Regions from separate parts of the Homo sapiens genome. Here region 2 is linked to region 1. A link is a loop called in an ENCODE intact Hi-C map of the cell type or tissue named here. Cell type or tissue: testis. All regions are shown on one strand. Links, peaks and the distances in the headings refer to the core of each region. The heading gives the core; the rest is flanking DNA. Region 1 has its middle 24 kb from the start of ARL8B. Region 2 overlaps BHLHE40-AS1 (BHLHE40 antisense RNA 1).

The links. Peaks named below come from ENCODE experiments on the same cell type or tissue, not always from the same donor. Only the 100,000 strongest peaks of a DNase experiment are listed, where the experiment ranks them.
Region 2: it touches region 1 in a loop (6-fold over the local background); 1 of 110 quality-filtered maps calls a loop at or near these places.

Annotation. Positions count from the first base shown.
Region 1 is chr3:5,090,855-5,106,308 of GRCh38, forward strand. It overlaps the pseudogene CD24P5. Among named protein-coding and RNA genes, the nearest start is that of ARL8B, 24 kb to the right of the region's middle. In testis, for the core only: no CTCF peak of the experiment used is centred there; no DNase peak of the experiment used is centred there; H3K4me3 peaks cover 786 bases.
Region 2 is chr3:4,891,908-4,907,361 of GRCh38, forward strand. BHLHE40-AS1 (BHLHE40 antisense RNA 1) reads right to left here. Exons shown (of 3, transcript NR_125916.1): 2 at 8,634-8,790; 3 at 4,902-6,792. Among named protein-coding and RNA genes, the nearest start is that of BHLHE40, 80 kb to the right of the region's middle. RefSeq lists enhancers at 14,245-14,950, 14,588-14,727. In testis, for the core only: no CTCF peak of the experiment used is centred there; a DNase peak (open chromatin) is centred at 7,914; H3K27ac peaks cover 2,969 bases.

The DNA.
Region 1 (15,454 bases), core at 3,911-8,910:
TCTGCTAATAATCACCTGCTGTTTGTTTCCCTCTGACCATCTGCATTAGATCCACCTGTTGAAGGGAGATCTTGTTTAAAACCTGTGTCCCACTGGATACCTAACTAACTAGAATCTCTAGGGGTGAATCCCTGGAACTTTTCATTCTAATAGTTCCCTCAGGTGACCTGTGTGCACGTTGAAGACTGAGAGCCACTGTAATACAGGTAACTTTCTTAAATGGGTGTACTGTGTGTGTATAGGACATAGGCATACCCTGTGCCTAAAGGACTTTAGAACAGCCATTCTTAGAAGGAGTGGAGTCTATGCCATTACCTAGAAAGCTGGAGTGGGATCAGGCTTTTATATCCAAGAACTTAAAGGAGAAGCTGGCAAGTGCTGTCATTTCCGTCAGGGGACAGATTCCTACTGAGCCCACACAGGGGCAGTCCCTTTAAGGAGGGATTGGCCTCATGGGAGGATGTCTGCAGAGATGTCTGTGAAGGCTGGGTTCAAAGATTATAGAGTGGGCTGGGTGCAGTGGCTCATGCCTATAATCCCAGCACTTTGGGAAACTGAGGCAGGAAGATCACTTGGGCCAGGAGTTCAAGACCAGCCTGGGCAACATAGCAAGATTTTTGTCTCTAAAAAAATTAAAAATTGGCTGGGAGCAGTGGCTCACGCCTGTAATCCCAGCACTTTGGGAGGCCGAGGCGGGCGGATCATGAGGTCAGGAGTTTGAGACCAGCCTGGCCAACATAGTGAAACCCCGTCTCTACTAAAAATACAAAAATTAGTCAGATGTGGTGGCATGTAAAAATACAAAAATTAGTTAGGTGTAGTCCCAGCTACTCTGGAGGCTAAGGTGGGAGAATCGCTCGAACCCAGGAGGTGGAGGTTGCAGTGAGCTGAGACCACACCATTGCACTCCAGCCTAGGTGACAGAGTGAGACTCCATCTCAAAAAAAAAAAAAAAAATTAAAAATTAAAAAATTCACCGAGTGTGGTAGCGGTTGTCTGTAGTCCTAGCTACTCAGGAGGCTGAGACAGGGGAGGATTGCTTAAGCCCAGGAATTTGAGGCTGCAGGGAGGTATGATTATGCCCCTGCACTCCAGCCTGGGTGACAGAGTGAGACCCTGTCTCTAAAAAAAGATTGTGGGGTATAGTGAAGAGCTGTTTGGGTCCAAATTGCCATGAAAGGAAAGGAACAGACATGATCCCCCTTTCTTCAAAGGGCCTACTGTCTAGAGCAGGGAATTGGGCAAGCAAGCACCCACTCCCACAGCCAGCAGCCCCACTTCATAGGCAAGCTGTGGCAGGGCTAGTATTTACCAATACACAAAGGTGTGGCTATATGGTTAGTCAACATACTTAAATACTTTCGTAATGGTTAAAAACTTTTGTGATGATTGGTCAATAACCATTGCCTCAATCCTTCCTTTCCTGAGTGGCCCCTCTATCCTGGCTACTCACATGTTTCCTTCCTCCCTATATCCTATGATCCAGTGATGAAAGGTTAATGTCAGGCACAGTGGAGGTACCAGGACCCCACACCAGCACTATGGCTGGCTTGTCTTCTGACTGGTTGGCACCTGTGATATACTGATGGTTAAATATTTTGGATCACACCTGTAATGAGCGGGTGACTAATTTCTGGCAATGACACTGAGTAGAAGTTTGGAACATTAGAGCCCTAGTAAACCCTGGACTGGGGGACCAGCACCCTTCCTGGGGGAAGCCTAGCAGACATCCTTCCTGGATTCTGAGGTCCCCTCAGGATTCCTGACGTACCTAGGTAGGGAGAACGTCCTGAGAGACAAATAACAGACTCCCTTCTAATCCTAATATGTGGGGCTGTGAGCTGGTTCTAATTCAATTTCAAAAACAAAGACATAAAATTTCTACTAGCCCAGGGATCATGAGGCAATCCATACTGGTTAAATCAGCATAAGGAATTATTATTTTTATTAAATTACTATGTATGCCACAGAAAGGTTGTGTTGCTGAAAACAGGTCATCAGGAACTGTTGTTTTCCTGGCCATTTGAACTTCAGACCACTACGGTAGAAACTCTAAGGGTTTTTTGTTTTGTTTCCGTTTTGTTCTCTGATATCACAAGCCTCTAGAACGCTACCTGGCACATAGTAGGTGCTCAATAAATGTTAGTTAAACAAAACTACAATTTCAAAGGATTCCAAGTTTGTTGTTTAATTTTAGCAGAAGCTAGAAGAAATTAGCAGGATATATTGAATTTGGCCAGGTGTGGTGGCTCAGACCTGTAATCCCAACACTTTGGGAGGCTGAGGTGGGTGGATTACTTGAGCTCAGGAGTTCGAGACCAGCCTGGGGAACATGGCAAAACCCCTTCTCTACCAAAAACAAAAAAATTACCTGGGCGTGGTGGCACACGCCTATAGTCCCAGCCGCAGGAGGATCGCTTGAGCCCGGGAGGCAGAAATTGCAGTGAAGCGAGATGGCACCACTGTACTCCAGCATGGGCAACAGAGCAAGACCTTGTCTCAAAAAAAAAAAAAAAAAAAAGTCAAATTTATTTTCTACTTAGAAGCATCCAGAATCCCTGCCTCTTGTAATGATGGAAACCTCTGTTTGAGCTTAAAAATTAGTGGTTTCAATTAGCCGGGCGTGCTGAAGCATGCCTGTAATCCCAGCTACTCTGGAGGCTGAGGCAGGAGAATCACTTGAACCCAGGAGGTGGAGGTTACAGTGAGCCGAGATCATGCTATTGCACTCCAGCCGGGGCAAAAAGAGTGAAACTCTGTCTCAAAAAAAAAAAAAAAAAAAAATTAGTGGTTTCCATTTGCAACGTCTGCTATTGGAACAAACTGCAATTTACTAATTTATTAGGCAGTAGTACTCTAGAGATTTAACAAAAAATGAGCATGTCCGTTACTATTCCAGGTTGGCAACTGAGCTCTCTTGAGAGAGCTTCTCACTAAAGGCTCACTAAGATGATGGGCTCTGAGTACACCTCATCTAGAGCCAGGAAATGATCTCAAGGGATATAGATGGGGCAAAGGCCTTCAGACTTGATCTCCTGTTGTCAGATTTCTTCTCAGGATTTCACTTGTTTTTGCATTTTCTGTTTGCTTTTCTAAGCCTCATTAGACAGTTCCTTAAACATTCATTCCCAGCTGTCTATTTTTTCTCTTTTCTCTTTGAGCCCACAGTAACCAAACTCTCAAAGTAACACATCCAGAGACAGCTGGCAGATGGTTTGAAACCAGCGGATTTTACTTGCATTAGGACAATCACATTAAATTAAAACAAACAAAAAGCATATCTTTCAGTGGTGATTCACCTGCACATTAACTAGTAAATGCTAATTGTAATGTTAATAGTTGTAATTTCTTGAGAACCTACTATGTGCCAGCCTGGTACTTCACATACACAGATTAACTTTCACGCTGATAATAACAGGGAAACTGCAGGGAGACTGAAGTTTATAGAGATCATCTTGCTCAGTGGAATGAAACACAATCATAAATTGTTACATAAAGGTGCCTACATTATATTCAGTGCAAATGGCAAGTTTCACAACAGTACATTATAGTTAACTTCATTTTAGAAAATCTCATTAATTTGAAGTATATATAAACACATATAGATGTACTCACATAATATATTTTTGTATATGAGAAAAATGTATGAAAGGCAATACCACCTCAGGAATTTACCCACTTGCCCTAAGCCTTGGGTTTTACATCTGCAGAGCAGGAGTATTAAAAGTATCCACCACAGGCCGGGAGCGGTAGCTCACGCCTGTAATCCCAGCACTTTGGGAAGTCGAGGTGGGCAGGTCACGAGGTCATGGGTTTGAGACCAGCCTGTCCAATGTGGTGAAACCCCGTCTTTACTTAAAAAATGCAAAAATTAGCCGGGTGCGGTGGTGTGCACCTATAGTCCCAGCTACTCAGGAGGCTGAGGCAGGAGAATCGCTTGAACTCAGGAGGTGGAGGTTGCAATAATCCAAGATCGCGCCACTGCACTCCAGCCTGGGCGACGGAGTGAAGCTCCGTCTTGGGGCGAAGAAAAAGTATCTACCACAAAGAAAGGATAAAAGCACAGTTCCTGACACAAAAATGAGTACTTGATCCATTTCTTGCTATTATTGTCATTATTTTTATGAAGAGAAATTCATTAAATTGTCAACAGTGATTACCTCTAGGGAGTGACGCCACAGGGTAAGGAAGGGGATGACAATTTGTATCGTCTACATTATACACATCTGGGCTCTTCCATGCATTTACAACAATCAGACACCACTTCTATTACATGTTATAAAAGGCGTTTTATTTAAAAATACCTCTTGAGGCCAGGGGTGGTGATTCACACCTGTAATTCCAGCACTTTGGGAGGCTGAGGCAGGAAGATTGCTTGAGCCCAGGAGTTCAAGACCAGCCTGGGGAACATAGCAAGATCGTGTCTGTATTTAAAAATAAAAATAAAAATATCTTTTGAGGCTGGGCATGGTGGCTCATGCATGTAATTCCAGTACTGTGGGAGGCTGAGGCAGGAGGACTGCTTGAGCTCAGGAGTTCATGACCAGCCTGGGCAACATAGCTCACCCTGTCCCTACTAAAAATTTAAAAAGTAAAAATAAAAACCCTTTCATGGGAGGTCAGGAGTTCGACACCCGCCTGACCAACATCGTGAAACCCCGTCTCTACTAAAAATACAAAATTAGCTGAGCGTGATGGTGCATAACTGTAATCCCAGCTACTTGGGAGGCTGAGGCAGGAGAATCGCATGAACCCAGGAGGCGGAGGTTGCAGTGAGCCAAGACGGTGTCACTGCCCTCCAGCCTGGGCAACAAGAGCGAGAGGGAAACTCCATCTCAAAAAAACAAAACAAAGCAAAAACACCCTCTCGTATCAAAATTTATTTCCCCAAATGCCTTTATTTTCTCGTACAAGCAACCATTAAAATAATAATGAACTCCTAAAAAAAAAAATCTGAAAGATCTATTCCAGTGCTTGTATTCCATAGCTTATTTTTGGCCCCAGAGCAGCGTGAAGAACCCGATGTTATCAACAGCGTTTTATTTGGACGCTCTGAATCCGTTTTCCCCTAGCACATCGGCAGAGCAGACCGCCTGCCTCGGCCTTGTCAACGCCAAGGGTGTTTTGGACGGATGTGTCTATCCTGAAAGCTTCCAGCCTGGCTTTGAACTTGACTTGGCAACGGATGAAAACCTCGGCGAGCATCCCCAGACAACCCCGCTGCGCGTCAGAGCGCTGCTCCCGCGTCCTCCTGCCGGCAGAAGCCCCTGCAGTGCGCCCCGCGACCACCAGCTGGAACCAAAAGGCGGCGCGCAGGCGCGGAGCCCACGGGGAGCCCAGGCTGGGGCGCGTGTCAGCTCCGCCTGACCTGCCACCTTCCCTAGGCAGCGGGGGGCGGGGGTGGGGGGTGGTGCGGGGAGTCACATGCGTCCCCTCCGAAGCTGGGCTGGAGTTCATTTACAGCTCGCTTTTCTAGGCCTGTCTCTTTATTCCATTATCAAAGATTGCTTTAGGGGGTTCATAAAATCAAACTGAAGCGTTGTCAAAGGAGAGGAGTCCACATGTCTCAGACTGGAAACCAGCCATTCTTCCATTCATTGGGAGACATTTACAGGCCCCCTGCCAGGGGTCGGTCCTGGGACACTGGGGATGCCGCGTTGAGTAAGACAATCCCTACCTTCACAGGGCCTCGCTTCGAGCTTAATAATGATACCCAGTAAGGGAGGGTTGGAATGGAAGCATTTTGTTCTGCTCTTGGCTGAAGCACAGAGACAGATGTCACATGTCAGCGAGATGTGTGAGATCCTCATGCAGGGCTTGCAGAAGGGTTGGCTTTGACATGCTGAGCCCTTCGCCCCCACTGAGGGTATGAAAAGGGTCAAAAGAGGAACACTACAGGAAAAGACAGGATTTGGAAGGAGTTGATGATGAGTGGATCCTTTCCCCACCTTCCCCCCAACAATGAGAAGGGTGGGGGGCGGGGAGGGGGGGTGCCAGCCTGTCATCTCAAACCTAGAAAAAGGGGCTATAAAGGAATCACTCACAGGGGCTGCGGACACAGTAGACTCCTGTCTGAGCAATCTAAAAGTTGCAGGCCAAACACAGTCGCTGCAATCCCAGCATTTTGAGAGACTGAGGCTGGAGAATTGCTTGAGGCCAGGAGTTGGAGACCAGCCTGCACAACACAGTGAGGCCTTGTCTCTACAAAAGAATTTTAAGAAATAAAATTAGCCAGGCGTGGTGGCACGCGCCTGTAGTCCTAGCTACTCTAGAGGCTGAGGCAAGAGGACTGCTTAAGCCCAAGGGCTCAGTCACTGTAGCTGTACAGTGAGCTACAATCGTGCCACTGAAAGAGTTAAACTGTCTCTAAAAAAATAAAAAGACAAAATAAAATGTGTGGTACCAGGGCTGGCTAACTGTTCCAACTAACGAACAAAGAGACATTGCCATGTTGGGGTCATCCTGTGCCCATGGTTTGTGGGGGAAGTATTCCTTGTCCCAGGGGACCATATGTGGATGGCCTGCCAAAGAGAACTGAGGTAGAGCTGCCTTAGATCTTTTCCATGGAGACCTTCTGGTGGGATGAGGAGAAGTCAGCAGAAATAAGATAAACTAGATACTCTGGGTTGTAAAGGAAATTCTTAAGCCACCAGCTGGAATAGAGAGACATTTGCCTAAATTCAGTGAATTACAGGTGAGACCTTTCCAATGCCCCATGAAGGAGCGAGCCAGCCATAAACATCTGCCAAGCCCAGCAAGCGCCAGCATCTATCATGGCAATGTTGGTCAACTCAACACTTTCCTGGCCCCCCTAACTACTCTCTAGCCTACACCCCACTCTCTACCTCCACTAGATCTGATGCTTCATGGGCAGGGTGACCATATGCCCCAGTTTGCCCAGGACACTTTTTTGTTTTTTTGAGACAGAGTCTCGCTCTGTCACCCAGGTTGGAGTGCAGTGGCGTGATCTTGGCTCACTGCAACCTCCACTTCCTGGGTCCAAGGGATTCTCCTGCCTCAGCCTCCCAAGCAGCTGGGACTACAGGCATGCACCACCACAGCCAGCTAATTTTTTTTTGTATTTTTGTAAAGACAGGGTTTCACCATGTTGGCCAGAGTGGTCTTGAACTCCTGACCTCAAGTGATCCACCTGCCTCGGCCTCCCAAAGTGCTGGGATTACAGGCGTAAGCCACCATACCCGACCTGCCCAGGACACTTCTGATTTACATCTGCAGTCCTGAGGTAATTATTAATAGCACCCTCTTTCAATCTCAAGAGGGTCCCATTCTGGATGATAAATTACATGTTCATCCTCCACATGGAAGGCTAGGAGTAGCTGGTTAGGCAGGTGCAATGAGTTGAATCGTATCCCCACAAAGTGATATGTTGAAATCCTAATATCTAGTACCTCAGATTGTAACCTTATTTGAAATAAGGTCTTTATAGGGTCTTTATAGAGTCCAAGCAAACGACAAGGAAGTCATTAGGGTGCACCCTAACCCAATAGGATGTCGAAAAGGAGAAATTTGGACACAGAGACATGCACACAGGGAGAATGTCAGGTGAAGACAGAGATTGGGGTGATGCGTGTACAAGCCAAGGAATGCCAAAGATTGCCAGCAAACTCCACAAGCTAAGGAAGAGGCATGGAACAGATGCTTCCTCACAGCCCTCAGAAGAACACAAGTGTGCTGCCCTCTTGGTCTTGGACTTCAAGCCTCTAGAATGGTGAGACAATACATTTCTGTTGCTTAAGCCAGCCAGATTGTGGTGCATCGTGACAGCAGCCCTAGCAAATGAATACATCAGGAAACAGAAGCAGCCGAGCTTGCCCTTTGTCCCTTCCCAAATGTCCAATCTGCAGCTGGCTCCAACTGAGGGCTATGGGAAACATTTTACGTGAAATGCGATTTTTGATTTTTTAAATGTCTTTTTTTAAATGATTTCAACTTTTATTTTGGATTCAAGGGGGTACATGTGCAGGTTTGTTACATGGGTATGTGCGTGATGCTGAGATTTGGGTTACAATTCATTCCATCACCCAAGTGGTGAGCACAGCACTCAACAGTTAGTTTTTCAACTCTTGCCTTCCTCCCTCCCTGACTGGTAGTCCCCAGTGTGTATTGTTCCCATCTTTATGTCCATGAGTACCCAGTTTAGCTCCCACTTACAACTGAGAACACATGGTGTTTGGTTTTCTGTTCCTGCATTAATTTGGTTAGTATAATGGCCTCCAGCTGCATCCATGTTGCTGCAAAGGATATGATTGTGTCCTTTTTTATGGCTGCGTTGTAATTTTTTTTTTTTTTTTTAGATGAAGTTTTGCACTTGTCATCCAGGCTGGAGTACAGTGGCACAATCTTGGCTCACTGCAACCTCCACCTCCTGGGTTCAAGCGATTCTTCTGCCTTAGCCTCCCGAGTAGCTGGGACTACAGGCACCTGCCGGCACACCTGGATTTTTGTGTTTTTAGTAGAGACCAGTTTTCACCATGTTGGCCAGGCTGGTCTCAAACTCCTGACCTCAGGTGATCTGCCCACCTCAGCCTCCCAAAGTGCTGGGATTACAGGTGTGACCCACCGTGCCCAGCCTGCATTTTAATTTCAGAAGACTAGACTATTTGTTACTGAACCTGAAATGTGTGTAGTGATTTAAAGTGACAGCAGGATGTTTTGTTACCTAAGAGTGACCAGGGGACATCTGTTAGGAGCCAGTAGTTCTCCACACACCTAGCATCCGGTGAGACAAGCCACCACACTGAAGGAGGGGACATCAGCAGAGCAATGGTGGACAGGCGCAGGCTGGGGCTACCGCTTCTGGCACTGCTCCTACACACATAGATTCATTCAAATCATACAATTTTTCAAATCATAACATTTTTCAGATAACTCCTCCCGGAATACTTCAGCAGCCACAAATCCAGCTAATGCCACTACCAAGGTGGTTGGCAGTGCCTTGGAGTCAACAGCCAGTCTCCTCCTAGTCTTGCTTTCTCTCGCCCACCTCTAATGTTAGGAGACTCAGGCCAAGAAACATCTATATGTCCCCATCTTCTAAACCCATTTTAAATGGCATCTAGAAGTCCAATGTGACAAGGAAAAAACAAATCGTCGTCAAATCTACTAATCCCACACCTTCTTTTATTGACATAAAAACTGTTGAGAGGCCAGGAGTGGTGGCTCACACCTGTAATCCTAACACTTTGGGAGGCAGAGGCGGGCAGATCACCTGAGGTCAGGAGTTCAAGACTAGCCTGGCCAACATGATGAAACTCTGTCTCTACTTAAAATATAAAAATTAGCCGGGCATGGTGGCACATGCCTGTAATTCCAGCTACTCGGGAGGTTGAGGCAGGAGAATCACTCAAACCCAGGAGGCGGAGGTTGCAGTGAGTCGAGATGGTGTCACTGCACTCCAGCCTGGGCAACAGAGTGAGACTCTGTCTCAAAACAACAGTAACAACAACAACAAAAAACCCTAAATTTGATTGGCTCGAAGAATGTGTGAAGGGTTTGACAAGATGATGAATGCCAATAGTGTATCTGCTGGAGTTTCATGTACAAGATGAAGACAGGCAACATCCAAAATTAGTTGAGACATGATTTCCTTGTATGTGGCTTAACAAATGTGGACACTAAAACTCTGCCTTAAAAATAAGAATTGAGGCAGGGTGCGGTGGCTCATGCCTGTAATCCCAGCACCTTGGGAGGCTGAGGCAGGTGGATCACTTGAGGTCAGGAGTTCAAGAACAGCCTGACCAACGTCGTGCAACCCCATCCTTACTAAAAAAATACAAAATTAGCTGGGCGTGGTGGCATGCACCTGTAATCTCAGCTACTCAGGAGGCTGAGGTAGGAGAATCGCTGGAAGTCAGGAGGTGGAGGTTGCAGTGAGCTGGGATCACTCCATTGCACTCCAGCCTGGGCAACAAGAGAGAAACTCTGTCTCAAAAAGAAAGAAAAAAAGAATTGAGGCCAGCCATGGTGGCTCATGCCTGTAATCCCAGCACTTTGGGAGGCCGAGGTGGGCAGATCACTTGAGGCCAGGAGTTGGAGACCAGCCTGACCAACACGGTGAAATCCCCTCTCTACTAAAAATACCAAAATTAGCTGGGTGTGGTGGTGAATGTCTGTAATCCCAGCTACTCAGGAGGCTGAGGAAGGAGAATTGTTTGAACCTGGGAGGCAGAGGTTGCAGTGAGCTGAGCTCATGCCACTCCACTCCAGCCTGGGTGACAGAATGAGAGTCTCAAAAAAAAAAAAAAAGCAGGTATTGATTTTGTCTTATCTAGAGATAAAGGATGGGATGTGGAATAGAGATTCAATTTCCATTTGGTTCATGAAATCTATAAGGCCATAAAACAGGTAAAATGAAAAGCTTCTTCCGTGATTCTGTTTATATGTACCTCAGAAGGAACTTCCAGGTATTACTGTAAGTCCTCAATGTATTGTTTTCACAGTACTAATTTAATGCTTTTATACCTAGATGTTTTACGTTGTTAAGCTATCACTGTTCTCTTGGGAACTAAACACTTTTTTTTTCTCCAAATCTTTGGATTTGACATTGCATGTGACCTTTTATGTAGTAATTGACATGTGCCAGGGCAGTCATGGATTATTAATAGAATTTACCCCCAGCTTCAAGCATCATGAGTAACTCTTGCTTATCCTCATAAAGTCAAATGGTAGGCATTTCCCATCATCTATTTTCATTCAACAAGAGCACCCAATTTATTTAGCTAAGCTGCATCCAAAGAGTAGAATTTTGTTGACCTCAAATAATTTCAAAATGCTTCTTTGTATTTCTGCATATGTTGAATACGTTTTATAATTTAAAAAATCATCTGCTTTGGCCAGGCATGGTGGCTCATGCCTGTAATTCCAGCACTTCAGAGGCCGAGGCAGGTGGGTCACCTGAGGTCAGGAGTTCGAGACCAGCCTGGCCAACATGGCAAAACCCCATCTCTACTAAAAATACAAAAAAAAAAAAAAAAAAAAAAAAAAAGCCAGGCGTGGTGACATGCACCTGTAATCCCAACTATTCGGGAGGCTGAGGCAGGAGAATCACTTCAACTTGGGAGGCGGAGGTTTTGGTGAGCCGAGATAGCACCATCGCACTCCAGCCTGGGTGACAAGAACAAAACTCAATCTAAAAAAAAAAAAATCATCTGTTTTGAAGATAAAATAACCAATCTTGACATTAAAGAGACAAAAATGAAGGCCAGGCACAGTGGGTCACGCCTGTAATCTCAGCACTTTGGGAGGCCGAGGCAGGTGGATCACTTAAGAGTTCAAGACCAGCCTGGCCAACACAGCAAAACCCTGTATCTACTAAAAATACAAAAATTAGCTGGGCATGGTGGCGCGTGCCTGCAATCCCAGCTACTCGGGAGGCTGAGGGAGGAGAATCACTTGAGCCTGGGAGGTGGAGTTTGCAGTGAGCTGAGATGGTGCCACTGCACTCCAGCCTGGGTGACAGAGCAAGACTCTGTCTAAGAAAGAAAGAAAAAGAAAGAAATGAAGAAAGAAAGGAAAGAGAAAGAAAGGGCAAAAATGAAAAATGTGAAGGAGACAAAACTGTAAATCAAGTATTTGGGAGGTGAAAACTGGAAGCTGTCTTGCATTAAATTCAGAAAGAAATTAATATTCACTCTGTAAATATCTTTTAAAAATGGATCAGAACAGCCACACTGAAAACATATTGTTTGGTTATCAGGCAATATTTTTACAAAGAACCTGGTCCCAAGCCTAAAAGTGAGCTTGTTTCTGCAGTAAATATTTTACAATTGCCTCTACACACAGAAATCTCTTAAAAAACAGACATTTCTGAAGTCTTGAGTGCAGGGTCATGCATAGAAGCTTAGACGTTGCAGTAACAAATATGGCCACAGTAGTATTGATAACCAATGTCATTTTTTCCCATCTCCAGAACCTACATGGAGACGAGATCAAACAGATCTGAAGCTACTGCGTATGTGAATGAATACTCCTTTTGCTTCATACCTGAATGCTGTCAACCTAACTAACAGAGAGAGGCTCTCTAAAGGAAAAAAGATATTTGGGAATAGAGCACTGGGATGGAAATATACATACCATAGTAAACTGTGTGTGTATTTAGAGAAGTAAAGGAAGAAAAAGGTTTTTAAAGGAAAGAAATGAAGAGGATTACATAATTGTTTTGAAAGAACCATCCTTGGCTACAAAGATCAATAGCAAGGGTGATGCCAGTCTGAGGTTGGACAGGCAGTTACTGGGCAGATGTCCTTGCAGGAGTATTTTTTGTGTCAGGTTGACATGGCCTTTGTGTGAGATTGTAGTTTTTGTAGAGTCTCTTTTATTATCAGGCATAAAAGAATAAGAACCCTCTCTTCATGGTCTTTACTGGCTCTATTTGTCAGTGTTTTCTTAACATTGCTCTATCACCCAGGCTGGAGTGAAGTGGTGCGATCTCGGCTCACTGCAACCTCCACCTCCCTGGTTCAGCTGATTCTCCTGCTTCAGCCTCCTGAGTAGCTGAGACTACAGGCACCTGCCACCAAACCTGGCTAATTTTTGTATTTTTAGTAGGGATGGGGTTTCACCATGTTGGCCAGGCTAGTCTCAAACTCCTGACCTCAGATGATCTGCCCACCTTGGCCTCCCAAAGTGCTGTAATTACAGGCATGAGCCACTGCACCTGGCTGACACCATTTTGATTCTGACCACTTTCACAATGTCGTCCATCTATTTTGGGTTGTATATCGTGGTTTTTCTTTTTCTATTTTTTAGAGATGGGGTCTTGCCATGTTGCCCAGGCTGGTCTTGAATTCCTGGCCTCAATGATACATCTGCCTCAGCCTCCCAAAATGCTGGGATTATGGGCATGAACCACCTTACCCAGCCAGTTTGTATGTTTATGCTTTGATTCAAAGTAACTTTGCATATTATCGAATTGATTTGCATTAAACACAAATTGTAAATAAAAACAAATAAATGACTGAAAGAGAAAAAAAAAAGAAAAAAAAAGTGACAGCAGGAAGGAAAGAACCAGTGCGCAGAGAGCAGTGGAATCTGGGTGCAGCAATAAGTAAGTGTATTGTCCGTAGAGAAGCTAAACACAGCAATAAACCAATACAAGTTAGTCTGCATTTTTTCCTCCATCCTCTAACCTTGGGTTCTCTTCTCTTTCTCCTTCTCCTCCTCCTCCTCCCTCCTCCCCCTCCTCCCCCCTCCTTCCCCCTCCTTCTGCCTCCTCTTCCTTCTTCCTCCCCCCTGACTTCCTCCCCTCCTCTTCCCCCTAACCTCCTCCTCCCCCCTCCTCCCCCAGTCCTCTTCCTCCTTCGATGGGGGTCTCACTATGTTGACCAGGCTGGTTTTGAACTCCTGGCCTCAAGGATCCTCCCACCTCAGCCTCCTAAAGTGCTAGGATTACAGGCATGAGCTGCTGCACCCAGCCAGGTCTACTTTTTTTTTGAGACAGAGTCTAGCCCTATGGCCCAGTCTGGAGTGCAGTGGTGCGATCTCGACTCACTGCAACCTCTGCCTCCTGGGTTCAAACAATTCTCCTGCTTCAACCTCCCTAGTAGCTGATATTACAGGCACGAGCCACCATGCGATGTTAAATTTTGTATTTTTTTCTTTTTTATTTTTTTTTTGAGACAGAGTCTCGCCCTGTTGTCCAGGCTGGAATGCAATGTCGGCTCACTCCAACCTCCACCTCCCGGGTTCAAGCGATTCTCCTGCCTCAGCCTCTCGAGTAGCTGGGATTTCAGGCACGCGCCACGATGCCCAGCTAATTTTTGTATTTTTAGTAGAGACGGGGTTTCACTATGTTGGCCAGGCTGGTCTCGAACTCCTGACCTCGTGATCCACCCACCTCAGCCTCCCAAAGTGCTAGGATTACAGGTGTGAGCCCCACAGCCCTAATTTTTGTATTTTTAGTAGAGATGGGGTTTCACCATGTTGGCCAGGCTGGTCTTAAACTCCTGACCTCAAGCTATCCTCCCGCCTCCGCCTCCCAATGTTCTGGTATTACTGGCGTGAGCCACTGTGCCCAGCCTCCAGGTCTACTTTTTATCACCACTATGCTGGCAATATTGAACACTGTCAGTGATAACACATTCCTCTTTGCCTGGGGTGCTGCTCCCACCACTCCCTACCTCTTTGGTATACCATTGCCCCAGAGAGGGTTTAAAGTACATGGCAGTGGAAAATAGAAAAAGATAAAAAAACTATTGTCTGATCTAGCGGTTTTCAACTGGTGGTTATTTTGCCCAACCTACCATCCCCCTCCCCCTCCTGGGGGTATCTAGCAATGTCTGGATATATTTTTATTTGTCCCAACTAGAAGCGGGACGAGGTGCTACCAGCACCTAGTGGATACAAGCCAGGGATGTTGCTCAGCATCCTGCAGCGCATAGGATGGCTCCCAGCCATGCATAATTGTCCGGCCCCAAACGCCAATAGTGCCAGGTCCAGAAAACCTGATCTTGACATTTTAATCACAGGATGCGCAGGAAGCACTCTTTAACTTTGGGTGACAAAGGCCTAGGGTGGATTCCCAGGGCCTGTTGTTGTAGACTGTAAACTCTCAGAAGGAGGGGATTATGTAGGTCATTTTCTGGGTAGCACGCCTGTCAAGGGAACACAGAAAGGAAGCTTATGCACTAGGCATTGGAATCTCAGCTGCGAGGGGAAAGAACAGTATCATTTACACAGCCCCTTCTGTGGGCAGAGCACTGTGCTGGGAGATTTTGTTTGTTGCTGCATTCGACTCTCCTGATAACCCTGAGAGGTACCTATTGGTATTCCCATTTTAGGCTCAGGGAGGTGAAGCAATATATCAAAGGTCAGAAGTGGGAGAATTGAGATGCAAACGCTCACCTGCTTGATGTCAAAAATGCACGCTTGCTTGCTTTTACCCATCAAACTACACCACTGATGGCTGGGTGCAGCCGCTCCTACCTGTAATCCCAGTAGTCTGCGAGGGTGAGGTGGGAGGATTGCTTGAGCCCAGGAGTTCAAGACTAGCCTGGGCAACATAGTGAGATCCCCCGACTCTACAAAAAATAAACATATTAGTATGTGTGTACTAATTTTGTATGTACTAATTTTAGTATGTATGTATTAGTAGGTATGGTGGCTCTCACCTGTAGTCCCAGCTACTTGGGAGGCTGAGGTGGGACATCTCTTGAGCCTGGGAGGTGGAGGCTGCAGAGAGCCAAGATCACACCACTGCACTCCAGCTTGGGTGACAGAGTGAGACCCTGTCTCAAACAAAAAAACAAACAAACAAAAACAAAACAAATAAACAAAAAAACCCTACACAACTGACCAGTAATCAGATCCAGCAAGAAGCAACTATGACCTTGACCAACCTGCCCACTTGAAAAAAAAGTTTCTATCCTGTACTTCTATGTTCCTTTTTTCTATTGTTCTCTGTACTTTGTTGCATTTTCTTTCACTTTCCTAACTT
Region 2 (15,454 bases), core at 5,848-10,847, 200 kb before region 1:
GGCCAGGTGCAGTGGCTCACACCTGTAGCCCCAGCACGTTGGGAGGATGAGGTGGGGAAATTGCTTGAGGACAGGTGTTTGAGAGCAGCCTGGGCAACATGACCAGACCCTGTCTCTACCAAAAAAAAAAAAAAAAAAAAAAAAAGGTCTTAAGAAGAGACATTTTAATGTATTCTTAATATCATTTTACTTGCATGAATTTGGGAAAGGTTTTTGTTTGTTTTCTTCCAACCAGTGAACTATTTAGGACAGAACTAACTTACAAGTCCTATTGCTACTTATATGTTTACGAAAGTTCATTTATTAAGATAGAATAAATGCTTTTTTTGGCTTTTAAGAATCGTTGAAACAACATGGGGTTAAAAATAGAAGGGCCCTATTTATAGTAGAACAAAAAGACTAAATTCCTAAGCTTAAGAAGTGAACAAGAGCTATATGAAAAGACTTTAAAATGCCACTGAGGATCACAGAAGAAAACTTGAACTAATGGAAGGATGTATGTATTTTTAGATAAAAAGACTTAACTATGTAAAGATGTCAATTATTCCCAATCTATAATGCAAAAGCTCAATTTTAAAAAAGGACTTTTAAAAACTATACAAGCTCATTATAATATGGAAAAATAAAGAAGCAAGAATATTCAGAAATCCTGAAAATAAAAAAACAAGGGTTTTTTAGTTGTATCAGATATTAAAATATAGTATAAAGCTCTAAAAGTAAAAGGGTATGGTATATGAATAGACAAGGCAACTCGATGAATTATAAATGCAAAGTCCAGAAATTGACTCAAATACAAAAAGAAATTTAGTATATGATAAAATGCCACCACTTACCAATGGAAAAGGATAGTCTGTTCAATAAACAATGTCAGAGCAACTGAGTAGCCCTCTGGGGAAAAAAATGAGAAAGTTGTATCCAAGCCTTACATGTTTCACCATGATAAATTCCAGATGAATTAACATTTTTAGAAAGAGCAAAAGGGAAATAAAATCATGAGAGCACTAGAATAAGCCATTAGATAATCTTTAAATATAATCTTGGAGTATGCTTTGAAGCATAGAGTAAAAGCCAGAATCCAGGCTGGGCGCAATGGCTCATGCCTGTAATCCCAGCACTTTGGGAGACCGAGGAGGGTGTATCGCCTGAGGTCAGGGGTTCAAGACCAGCCTGACCAACATGGTGAAACCCCATCTCTACTAAAAATAAAAAATTAGCCAGGCATCGTGGTGCGTGCCTGTGATACCAGCCACTCAGGAGGCTGAGGCAGGAGAATCCTTTGAACCCAGGAGGCAGTGAGCCGAGGCTGCGCCATTGCACTCCAGCCTGGGCAACAAGAGCAAAACTAAAAAATTGATTCTTCAGGACTTTCAGGTTAACTTTGTGTTTATGAGCCCCATTAAAAAGTGGGCAAAGAACATTAACAGACACTTTTCAAAAGAAGACATCCATGTGGCCAAAAAGCACATGAAAAAAGCTCAATATCACTGATCATTAGAGAAATGCAAATCAAAACTACAATGAGATACCATCTCACACCCAGTCAGAATGGCAATTATTAAAAAGTAAAAAAACAACAGTCTGGTGAGGTTGCAGAGGAAAGGGAATGCTTATACACTGTTCATGGGAGTGTAAATTAGTTCAACCATTGTGGAAAGCAGGATGGCGATTCCTCAAAAAGCTAAAAGCAGAACTGCCATTCAACCCAGCAATCCCATTACTGGGTATATACTCAGGGGAATAGAAATCATTCTACCACAAAGACACATGCACATGAATGTTCATTGCAGCACTCTTCACACTAACAAAAACATTTTTACATTCACAATAGCAAAGTCAACTTAAATGCCCATCAGTGACAGATTGGATAAAGAAATGTGGTACATACACACTATAGAATACGGCACAGCCATAAAAAAGAACGAGACCATGTCTTTTGGGGGAACATGGATGGAGGTGGAGGCTATTATCCTCAGCAAACTAATGCAGAAACAAAAAACCAAATACCACATGTTCTCATTTATAAGTGAGAGCTAAATGATGAGAACCTATGAACACAAAGAAGGACTGGGGTCTTCAGAACACAACAGACTCCGGGGTCTACTCGATGGTGGAGGGTGGAAGGAGGGACAGGATTAGAAAAGATGGCTATTGGGTACTGGGCTTAATTCCTGGGTGATGAAATAATCTGTACAACAAACCCCAGTGATATGAGTTTACCTATGTAACAAACCATCACATGTACCCCTAAAATAAAAGTTAAAACAAAAAAAAACTTTGTGTTTTAAGGAGCTGTGTTTTAAATGTCTATCCTCCAAGCAAAGAATATGCCAAATACAGCATATTTCCTCTTCTAAGTGTGTAGTGTTCTACTGTTATATTATCTGATTTAATTTTTCAGGTGAGAGCTATCATTAGGCAGAATTCTGGGATGGCCTCCAAGTTCACTTGAGTTTTATTAGGACACGGCCATGTTGCTGTGCACAGTGGCTCACGCCTGTAATCCCAACACTTTGGGAGGCTGAGGTGGGCAGATTCCTTGAGGACAGTAGTTCAAGACCAACCTGGCCAACACGGCAAAACCCTGTCTCCAGTAAAAATACAAAAATTAGCCAGGTGTAGTTGCCCGCACCTGTAGTCCCAGCTACTCAGGAGGCTGAGGCAGGAGAATCGCTTGAACCCAGAAGACAGAGGTTGCAGTGAGCTGAGATTGTGCCATTGCATTCCAACCTGGGCAACAGAGCAAGACTCCGTCTCAAAAAATAAAAATAATTTTAAAAAAGAACACAGACATGTCCATTTGCTTTTATGTATTATCTATGGCTGCTTTTGTGCTACAACACAGAGTAGTTGAGAGGAGAAGCTGGATGACCTGAAAGACCTGCAATCTGTACTATCTGTCCCTTTGTAGGAAGTTTGCAGCCTCTGGCTTAAACCATTTTGAGTTGGGTCTCTTGGGGGTGCTCCTGTGTGCTGTTTAATCCCCCTCCCTCGACTGCAGTCAGGACCTGTGAATATAATCCATTTCACTCTTTTGATTAGATTACATTATATGAGACCCTCTTAGCAAATTGGATAGAGCCATTCTCCAGCTGAGCTTAAAGAAGTGAGGTGTCTCATGGCGAGGGGCATGTGGTGGGCACGGAACTGTGAGTGGCTTCTAGGAGCCAAGAGTGACCCCCAGCTGACAGCCAGCAGGAAAACAGGGACCTCCATCCCACAGCTGCAAGGAACTGGATTCTGCCAACAACTACATAGGCTTGAAAGAGGATTCCACGCCCCAGAAGAAAAGCCTCGTGACACCTTGATTGTGGCCTTGTGAGACCCTGCATGGAGGACCTCAAGCGTTGCTTGGATGAGCCACAGAAACTGGGAGGTAGTTTGTATGTTGTTTTAAGCTGCGAGCTATGTGGCAATTTGTTACATAGCAATAGGAAATGAATGCAGATCACGATGTGGGTTGCCTGCCTAAAAACAACCACTCACACACACACCTCACCTGCTTTCTCAGTCTTAGGAAGTGAATCAAATCTTTTAGGAGGCATCTAAAAAAGCTTTCCCTGCCAGACGCGGTGCCTCAGGCCTGTAACCCCAGCACTTTGGGAGGCTGCAGATGGGCCAATCACCTGAGGACAGGAGTTTGAGACCAGCCTGACCAACATGGTGAAACCCTGTCTCTACCAAAAATACAAAATTAACCGAGCATGGTGGCGGGTGCCTGTAATCCCAGCTACTTACTTGGAGGCTGAGGCAAGAGAATCGCTTGAACCCAGAAGGTGGAGGTTGTAGTGAGCCAAAATCACGCCACTGCACTCAAGCCTGGGTGACAGAACAAGACTGTCTCAAAAAAAAGAAAGAAAGAAAGAAAGAAAGAAAGAAAGAAAGAAAGAAAGAAAGAAAGAAAGAAAGAAAGAAAGAAAGAAAGCTTTCCATGCTCCTAGAAAGGGGACACAGGAAAGAGACATTTGTGGCCTTTAGACACTCTTATGTGAAGACATGATGTGTGGGGGGCTGTGGTCATCTCATGACCGGGAGAGACCAAGACTGGGAACACAGCCCGCACAAAGCTGAGCAAGCAGATGGAATGAATTGAGTTCCTGGATTGAGATGTGAAGCTGCTGAATCAACTAACCCTGAAGCTTACGTTGCCTGGAACTTCTTGTTACTAGTATGATGGTAAATTCAGTGATTGTTTAAACTAGAGGTCAGCAAACTACAAATCCTGCTCACCACTTGTTTTTGCAGGTAAAGTTTTATTGGAACCCTGGCATGTTCAGTTGTTTACCCATTGTTTATGGGTGTTTTCATGCAACAACACAGAGTAGTTAAGACAAGAGGCCACATGGCCTGCAGAAACTACAATCTTTACTATTTATTCCTTTAAAGGAAAAGTTTTCCAATCCCTTCGATCATTTTGAGTTGGGTCTCCTATCATTTGCACCTCAAAAGCATTCACACAATATTTGATCAGTTTCATTCTGATGAAAAGTGGTAACACTAAACTATACCTGATAATAATGACTCTCTTAGTCCATTTGGGCTGCTGTAGTAAAATACCATAAACTGTGTGGCTTATAAATAGAATTTAATTTTCTTACTCTGCTGGAGGCTGACCTGTCCAAGACCAAGGTGCTGGCAGATTCTGTCTCTGGTGAGAACCCATTTACTGGTTCATAGATGGCCATCTTTTCACTGTGTCCTCACGTGGCAGAAGGGGGTGAACCAGCTCCCTTGGCCTCTTTCATAAGGGCATGAATCTCATTCATGAGAGCCCCACCTTCATGATCTAATCATCACCAAATACCTCAACTCCTAATATCATCACCTTGGGGGTTAGGATTTCAACCTATGAATTTGGTGAACGGGGGCACACAAACATTCACACCATAGCAATGACTATGCGTGTTTTTAAGCAAAGCTTTATTGAAGCATTATCATACACATATAAAAGTTTGAAAAATCATTATTGCACAGCTCAATGAGTTTTCAGAGTGAATATGCTGGTGTACCATCACCAAACCCCAGAAACCCCTTATACCCACCTCAGTCACTATATCCCCCTCCCTAAAGACAACTACCCTTCAGACTTCTATGAGAATAATCTCCACTGACTAATTTTGTCTGTTTATGAACTTCATACAAATGGATTTATAAATGTGTATCCTTCTGTGTTTGGCTTCTGTTGCTCAGCATTCTGTTTGTGAAATTCATATCTGTTGTGTGTAGCAGTGGTTCATTTATTGTCACTGTTATGTTCCATGGTATGAATATATCATGATTTATTTATCCATTCTACAGTTGATGGATGTTTGAGTTGTTTCCAGTTTTTGACTATTATGAATAGCACCGGTGTGAACAATCTAATGTTTTTGTGCACATATACACACCTTCCTGTTGGAGTGAAATTGTGGGTCATTCATACATGATTTTTACTGGGGTTCTAAAAGTGATTCAGTGTCCAAAGGTATACAGTTTACCTGAATAGAAATTTCGACTTGTTCCCTCTTGACTTAAAAATCAAAGGTAGGGGCCGGGTGTGGTGGCTCACACCTGTAATCCCAGCATTTTGGGAGGCCGAGGCAGGTGAATCACCTGAGGTCAGGAGTTCAAGACCAGCCTGCCCAACATGGTGAAACCCTGTCTCTAGTAAACATATAAAAAATTAGCTAGGCGTGGTGGCCCACACCTGTAGTCCCAGCTACTTGGGAGGCTGAGGCAGGAGAATCTCTTGAACCCGGGAGATGGAGGTTGCAGTGAGCCAAGATCGAGCCACTACACTCCAGCCTGAGCAACAGAGTGAGACTCTGTCTCAAAAAAAAAAAATCAAGGTAAGGCCAGGCATGGTGGCTCATGCTTGTAATCCCAGCACTTTGAGAGGCCAAGGTTGAGGTCAGGAGTTCGAGACCAGCTTGGCCAAGAGGGTGAAACTCCATCTTTACTAAAAATACAAAAATTAGCCAGGCATGGTGGCTGGCGTGTGTAATCCCAGCTACACAGGAGGCTGAGGCAGGAGAATTGCTTGAACTTTGGAGGCGGAGTTTACAGTGAGCTGAGATTGTGCCACTGCATTCCAGCCTGGGCGACAGAGCAAGGCTCTGTCAAAAAGAAAGAAAGAAAGGAAGAAAGAGAGAAGGAGAGAGAGAGAAAGAGAGAAAGAAAGTCAAGGTTAATTTAGCAGAGTATTGGGCTCAAAAGATCATATATAATCAGGCGGCAAATGAATTGAATGAAAAATTAAAACAATTAAAAACAAACCAATTTCCCCTCCAAAGCCTAAACTATTGCTGTAAGGAAGTTTCAAGCTGTCTGCTTAGAGACTGGTTTTTTAAGCAGCTGAATTCAAATCAGTATTTCTTTTGGAACGCTGGGAAGGCTCAGATGGATTTGAAATGTTGCTGAGTCACAAAGGCACATTTTCTGGGACACACTTCTTACTTTGAGGAAAAAGTGATGAAAAGTTATAGATGGATAGGGTGGCAGGGAGCCTTGGTGAATTGGAGTTCCAAAAAACAAGAAAGGCAGAATTGATACAGTGAAGCTCCAATGGCTTTCCTACTTAGCCACCCAATTGCACAGAAAAGCCACAGAAAAATCAAGATTTCATTAGCAAGCACTTTCTCCTACTTCAGCCACCACTGACTGCTACTTCTGCCTCATTCCCTTCTTCACACAGACACCATACTCCAAGGGCCTGAAGACAGTTTATCCACTTTTTAATCAAGCAGTCGACAAGGATTGCATGGATAGCATATCTTCTTCAACATTCAGGGAAGTGTAGATGATCCAAGCACAAATCTGCAGAGGGGAATAAGGAGGCTGCTTATTAAGCATGCACATTTGATTGGCGTTCTTTTTCCACTCATCAGTTGTTATCAAACCGGTAGAGAAGATTCAATCTGATAATTTTCAAGATGAGTCACCAGTAGCCACAGAGTTCTAGGGTCAAACTCAGGGCTTTGTGGCTTAAGCTGTTGTCCTCCCAGTAAGACAGCATACTGAACTATTTTGGCCTGTCTTTCCTCTCTGGACAACTGTAAGGTAAAAATTTATTTAAGAAAGAAAAGGAGACAGAGAGAGAGAGAGAGAGAGAGAGAGAGAAGGTTAAAATGGCAAGTCTTCTCAGCAGGATCCTAATAAATATTTTACCACTCACACTTTCCAGAGCAGAGCAGAACTTGTCTTCTAGCCCAATTGTCTGCTCCAGGTGCAGTGTGGGTACATCTCAGGGTTGGGTCTTCAGCTTTCTCGAGAGACTTCAGTGTCTTTCTCGGCCACCAACGGCCAATGGCAGAGGTCATACAAAGATGGCTGGCTACAAGGCAGCCCTTCTGTCTGCAGACCCTGCCACAGTCCCTCTCTAGGACAGATTAGGAAAATCTACAGAGTAAAGAAAGTGCAGAAGGAGATGCATCCCTCTGCACCTTTATAACTGAGTAATACCCAGAGAATTGAGCAGAATATTCTAAGCTTCGAAAAAGCAAATAGAACAGATATGTGAGACCACATACCCTAAGGTGGTCCTGTCTGATTTTTAATATTCTCTTCCATCCTTAAACAACAACAAAGAAGATGTCCTGACGTTAATTTAGAAAATCCTGACAGAGATTTTAACTGGTAGACTATGGGTACCTTTAATCATCTGTCGGCTTTGCATCATTTATCCACAATCATTTCTGTTTCACAAAGTAGTCTCCTATTTTAATTTTGATAACCTCATTTTCCCGCCTAGACGATTGAAAAAGAACCCTCCCCACCTTGTCCGTTTCCAGGAGCACTTACCTTGAAAGGTTTTTGCAGACATTTATGACACTCCTATGAGGTGGCTAAGGTCTGTTATCCCCATTTTATGGCTGAGGAAACTGAGATAGTGAGACGTTGAGTGCTTGCCCAAGGTCAGGCACTGAGTCAGGAGCAAATTCAGAGGCAGAACTCGCTGTTCCTGGCAGCCTCACCAGGTTCAGCTGCCTCGCCTCTGTTTGAACTGCCTTAAAATAGGACTTTCAAGAATTCTGATGAATCGATTGAAACCCTGCAGTGCTTTATGTGTTAATGATGACTTGGTAACTGCATATATTAATGCTGTTCATTGACTTACAGCCAAGAGCCACTCATTTCCTAGGTGCTCAGCCTAAGAGAGACTATTTTCCTCATTTTTCACTGATTATCATAAAACACTTCCGTGTAACCATATGAGACTACGGTTCTTTCCGACACCAAAGTAAAAGTGCAAATTGTTGTCCTTTTGGCCTCTAAGTGCAGGAATCTCTCCTCTCTCCCTCTGTATACACTCCTCATCATGGTCTCCAGCCTACGACCTTCTCCTCTCTTTCTGGCCTTAGAATCTACCCTTTAGCCTCCCCGGGTGCTTCTGAAATGGAATCACTCACTGGTTCCAGGACACAGCGCTGACCCCCTCTGCATCTCACCCACCCTTATTCATCAAAATCTCTTTTTATCTTCAAGGTTCATCTAAAGAAAACCTGCTAAGAAGCCACCCCCTATTTCCCCACCAAACCTGGTCTCTCTTCCTTTGAAGCCCTTATCTGGCGCCATCTTATTTTGCCTTTTGCTTACTAGGCTCTTGCCCTGAGGATGCAGATTGTAAATTGATTAGGGGCAGGGATGGTTTTACTCACCTTTGCTAGTCTGAGATGGCACACTGACTGCGCACAGTAGGGGAGCTGCTGACTACAGGAGTGGGTGAACTTTTTTTGCAAAGGATCGGTTAGGAAATATTTTAAGCTTTGCTGGCCACAAATGCTCTCTGCTGATTCTTCTTCCTTTTCTGCAACCCTTTAAAAATGTAAAAAATCATTCTTAACTCCAAAAAATCAGCTGGGGCCTGGATTTCTCATATGGTGAAAGATCAATTGCAGCACATAGTCCAAATACATTTTGGGGCCCAAATACATTTTTGTACTTAAAAAAATCTCTAAAATTACACACTATGGTATCTGTATTTATTTTGTTTAAAACTCCAGTCAATTAAAACATGGATGAAACCCAGCATTTATAAAGGTGAAAGTAGGAACTTGCAAAATCCATGCATACGTCTTTGTGCATCATTAAAGGGCCAAATTCCTTCAGCTTTACATAGATTCTTCCATGGCTGATGAGGTCTCATGGCTTTTTAGGAAGTGGGATAATAAAACTAGCTCTGCCACACTGATGGGATTTTTTTAAGGTGTCCCAAAATGTTTCATTTGTCTCATCAATGACTGCTGTGAAACAGGATCTTGGACAAGTTAACACTTTATTTTATTTTATTATTTGAGACTGGGTCTTGCTCTGTCACCCAGGCTGATGTGCAGTGGCAGCAACATGGCTCACCGTAGCTCAACCTTCTAGGCTCAAGGGATCTTCCCACCTCTCAGCTGGGACTACAGGGGTGCATGCCACCACTCCTGGATAATTTTTGTATTTTTTGTAGAGACAGGGTTTCACCATGATGCCCAGGCTTTGTCTTGAACTCCCAGGCTCAAGTGATCCTCCTGCCTTGGCCTCCCAAAGTTCTGGTATTACAGGCATGAGCCACCATGCCCAGCCACAAGTTAACATTTTTAATGCCTGAAACTCCAGAAAGAAGGACAAAGTAATGGTCCCTTTAAAGTCTCACTGACCTGGGTTACCATCAGTGCCCACACAATGCCATTCACACCCCCTCCCTAAATCCAGGAATACTGCAAAGCAATATTTAGTCATTTCGTGGTGGCTCATGCCTATAATCCCAGCACTTTCTGAGGCGGGCAGATCACAAGGTCAGGAAATCAAGACCATCCTGGCCAACATGGTGAAACCCTGTCTCTACTAAAAATACAAAAATTAGCTGGGCGTGGTGGCGCGTCCCTGTAATCCCAGCTACTCGGGAGATTGAGGCAGAAGAATCACTTGAACCAGGGAGTTGGAGGTTGCAGTGAGCCAAGATGGCACCACTGCACTCCAGCCTGGTGACAGAGCGAGACTCGGTCTCAAAAAAAAAAAAAAGTTTAGTCATTTCCTGCATCATGACATCATAGCCTTCCCCTATTAAGTTATCTAACTGAGTTACAGTTCAAACCGCTGTTTCCATATCAGGAGCTGTTTGGTTTAACATCTCTTCAGCAAAGGTACCATGGGAGCTTTTCAGAAAACTTCAGCTTAATATTCCAACTTATTTTCCTGAGGAGATCCAGCTGTGAATAATAGTGTTGATTCGGTATCGCTGATCATTTGCCAGAATGTGCGATTTGTAAAACTTTGGCAGGGAAAATTGTATTACAGATGTTACATTGGAAAACCTCTGAACTGCCGTGAAATGTAATTGTGTGTTGGAGGGCACGTCATGTCGTTAGCAGGCTGAGTTTACTCTGTTTGGGTGAACAGTGCACATACACTACAATGGGTAGCTGCTCTGTTTATATGAAAGTCAGAGAGACAGAATAATAATCCAACCCTCGAAGACAGCTATAATTACAGCATGTTGACTCCGTCCCCTTGACAGGGAAGCTGCAATGTTTCAAATAGAAAGCTCCATTAGCTAGGTGACCAATTAAGGAAGCAGAAAACAGCGAGAAGGAGGTATAAAATTATCTTGTTAAAATTCTCTTCAAAAATAGAGATATTTAACACATAACAAGAATATACAGTCTAAGGCAGTAGAGAATTTTATTTAAAAATAACCTTGTCCTGTAAAAGTAAAGCTGATCTACGATAAACTGTTCAAATATCTGTATCCCATTTAGAGACAAAGGACCAGGCTGAGCAACATAGTGAGATCCTGTCTCTACAACAAATTAAAAAAGAAAAAATAGCCAGATGTGGTGGCACAGGCTTGTGGTCCCAGCTACCTGCAACTCTGAGGTGGGAGGATCTCTTGAGCCCAGGTGATTAAGGCTGCAGTGGGCTATGATCGGGCCACTGCACTCCAGCCTGGGTGACAGAGTGAGACCCTGTCTTAACAACAGAGAGAGAGAGAGAGAGAGAGAGAGAGAGAGAGAGAGAGAGAGAGAGAATGGGCTTTCATGCTAGAAATAGCTATAATTTTTTTTAAAAAATAATGTGATATTTACTTATATTTTATATTTAGAAAATGTCATTTCCTACATCTAAAATGGCTTTTGAAAATGGAAAAGCAACCAACTGAAATTGTATTGAATTAATTATATCAATACTTTCTAAACTTCCAACAGCTCTGGTGAATCACTATTTCCTATTCTATTGTTTTTTACTATATGGTTGTTTCACATTTTGGAAATAAGTGAGAAGAAACAGTAGAAAATAGACTGTTTGATTTGGTTTTGAATCCTTTGCCTGGATGTATCTGGATTCAAGGTCTATTAGGCTGAATCATATGAAATTGCTGCTTATTTAGTTAAAATGACATCAAATATTGGCAATTTCATAAGTGGTTGCTGGCTACCACTTCAGTGTTTCTTCTGTTATCTCTGTGATAAAGTCTTTGGTCCTTGTCAATTGGCCATGGGTAAATGGGACAATTACAGGATAAAAACTTTATTCTTGGATAATAGGGTAATAAACAATAATAATAACAGGTAGAAAATAGATAATAACAGATAATTGATATACAGATATTAGCTAGGTAATAGGTAGGTAGATAAAAATAATAGTATCGATAGAATTTCTGCTGCAAGGTTTGTATGTCTACAGAAGAGTCTTCTCTTCCTTCCAGTCTTTTGGAAAAAAAAGTAGACACTTTCTCACTATGTTGCCCAGGCTGGCCTCAAGTTTCTGGGCTCAAGCAATCCTCCTACCTTAGCCTCCTGAGTAGCTGGTACTATAAGCATTCATCCCCACACCCACCAGCTAGCAAGCATTCTTTTAACCTTCTGCAAGTAAGAGGTTTTGACGCCCTTCATTTCATTCTTTTATTTGCTGATCATTATGATAATAGTAGTTAACATTTCTAGTGATCTCTTAGCATCCATGGGGATTGGTTCCAGGACCCCCTCATGGATACCAAAATCCAAGATGCTAAAGTTTCTTTTATAAAATGGCATAGTGTTTGCATGTAACCTATGTACATCTTCCCGTATACTTTAAATCATCTCTAAATTATAAGTAATCTTATAATACCTAATACAATGTAAATAGGGTTATATTGCACTGTTTTTTATTTGTATTTTTTATCTGTATTTTTTTGAATATTTTCTACTCGAGGTTGGTTGAGTCCTTGGATGCAGACTTGGGGATATGGAGGGCTGACTGTCCAGTACTTACTAAGTTACTGGGCGTATAATAAAGTCTTTACATGTTATTATTTCCTCCTCAAAATGACTCTGTGAGATAAGCATTAGTATTATAATCTCTGTTTTACAGATGAAAGCTTTGGGAGAGCAAGACAGCTACAAAACCTATTTTTCATTCTACAGTGTATTTGATTAAATGGAGGGAAGACAGGAGAGATGGAGAAAAATTTTGGCCAGTCAAACTTCAGATCCTCAGGTCAAATGTAGCCTTGGTGTCAGAATCTGGAAATTCCTATTGAAGTGGTTTGGTGGCCAATTGTACTTCTGATCCTTGAATTTGAACTTTAAAATCCACCTTTGGGTGTGACAATATGATCCCAGGACTTAATTAACCTCTTAATATGTCATTATCTTTATCTGTAAAACAATACAAAATTATCTACCTCATAGAGTCATTGAGGTTTCCAATGATATTTTACATCCTTAGATGAAGACATACAAAATAATATAACCTATTCCAAAACTGGAAGGAAGCACTCTTTGGTTTTTGTGCTTTCATAATAATTGCTATTTCTCATTTGTAAGTTTGTGGCAACAGATGGACAAGAAAAAATTAGAACTCATAGAAAATATTTTGATAGATATCAGTTTTATAGATTTATAGTTTCTTTTCCTAAACTGTACTGTTCAACAAAAATTATACAAACCTTTTGACTAGGAGATGCATTTTTAAAGGCATATAGACTCTTAGTAATTTATATCCTCTGTACAGCTTATATTTTCTATATCACGAAGAATAGGAAAGAAAAACAGACAGAGTTATCATCATTCATTCTCCAAAAAAGAGCACATGCTTATGGGAACCTTGCTCTAAAACCTAAGCAGCCACATGAAAATGATTTAGCTTCCTGAAGATTGCGCAAGAGTCAACAGCACAGCTAGACAATATTGTTTTAATTCTTCATGTTGCAGAATTATCTAAAGAAAAGAAAGCTGATTTTTTAAATGATAGCTGAAGATATTTTGAAGACAGTTGAATCTGGGTTGGCAAGGCAAAAAGTCAAACAGCACATCAAAACAAGAGAAGGAAACTGTGACTAAAATAAAAGTGATGATATGTTCCTCTAATTTAAACATTCAAGTCTGTGTAAATGAATTAAAAAATTTTCTTTGAAAAGTTCTCACCAGTTGTGAGATAGACCAAATAATTTAACACAAGCAATCTCTAGAGGTTGAATTAAGGTCCTGTTTTAAAAACATTATTAGTAAGCAGATGGCGACTATAAAAATGATCACAAAGTAATGATTATACACACTGCCGAGTCAAGCTGCCCGACCGGTCCTGCCCATTCTTTAACTATTTCATGTATGTCAAGTTCACCACCCCCTGCACACCTATTGTCCTGGCATTTCACAGTTTCTTCTTTCAACAAGGGTAGAAGCGGTTTCTGTGACACAGCTGTCAAAGAAGAACACGTGAAGAGGGAAGAAAGTCTAGGTGAGGGCTGGGTATGTTGGCTCACACCTGTATTCCCGGCACTTTGGGAGGCTGAGGCAGGAGAACTGCTTTTGCCCAGGAGTTCAAGACCAGCCTGGGCAACATAGTGGGACCCTATCTCTACAAAAAATTAAAAAAATTAGCCTGGCGTGGTGGTGCACACCTGTAGTCCCAGCTACTCAGGACTCTGAGGTAGTAGGATAGCTTGAGCTTGGGAGGTATATGCTGCAGTAAGCAGAGATCTCGCCACAGCACTCCAGGCTGAGTGACAGAGCAAGACCTTGTTTCAAAAAAAAAAAAGGAAAAGAAAAAGAAAGAAAGAAAGAAAATGTCTAGGTGGGAACACAAGCTAAGGACCCAGTCTTCAAATTCCAGGACCTCTTGGATCATCCACATACACAACCTGACTCTCATTCACAGAAGCACTTTTCATGAAAACATTATATTACAATGATTTAAACACCCTTCTCCAAATTAGTTAACTTGCTTTACTTCAGATTAGCTAGTTTAAAGAGAACATAATTGATTAGTGAAAAAAACCAACTTGACTAATGAGTGAGCTCTGGGAATAGGTTTCTGGGTACCCAAGAAGCATTAACTCATACAAATAAGTCCAAACAATGACTCCAGCTGGGAAAAGAACAGAGTCAGAACAAGCAGTTGCCTAGGGCAATACATTACCAAGGCAGCGGACTCTGCAAGTGGTTTCTGTAGAACAAATGCAGGCTTTGAATTTAAATATTACCCACTTTGCTTGGGGTAGGTGAATCTGTAGATGAATTACTCACCCCAGAAGTTAAGCAGCCACTCTCCTGACCTCACTAGATGGATGACAGATGGATGTTTTAAAAGTGACTATTCAGAGTTCAGGGTGCAAATGAAGGCATTCACTATATGGCTGCATACACAGCACTGGCTATAAGCCAAGCTTGCTTTCCACCCCTTCTCTCTAGCCCAGCGTAGGCTGCTGACTATAAGCCAAACGCCAATCACCAGGTAGCAATGACTTGTCTTTGCACTGGCTGTGAGGAGGCTTAGTCTTTTTTAATCCTCTACTGCTTGCAAGTGAATTGGGCTATTGGGTATGTATGTATATGTATACACACACACACACACATATTCAAATATGCATATACATATATCTATCTAGCAAACCATCATATTTTCTTTTTTACTTATTTTTTGAGACAGGGTCTCACTCTGTCTCCCAGGCTGCAGTGCAGTGGGTGACTATAGCTCACTGCAGCCGTGGCCTCGTGGGCTCAAGCCATCCTCCCATTTCAGTCTCTTGAGTAGCTGGGACTACATGCACACGCTACCCTGCCCAGCTAATTTTAATTTTTTGTTTGTTCTAGAGACAAGGTCTCACTATGTTGTCCAGGCTGGTCTCAAACTCCTGGCCTCAAGTAATTCTCCCGCTTCAGCCTCCCAAATAGCTGGGATTACAGGCGTGATCCACTGTACCCAGCCTATATTTTCTTAGCCATATTTTTTTTCTTTCCTCAAACTCATTTCAGTTTATTTTATTCTTAAGCAGAGCCTATATTTGTATAAGCTGCTTCAATTCCCTCTATGGAAAGCCACAAACAGACAAATACATAAAGTGTAGAAAGAATGCTAATATGATAGACCGTGAGATCTCAGAGTCCTTTTTAGTGAAGCAGAGGTGTCACTTGTTTAAACTGTTAACCCTGGAGACTGTAAGTGTGAATCAATCCCTCAAGTATTCAAGTTGCAGGGCTCTCAAATTCAGGGTAAAAGAGAATTTATAAAA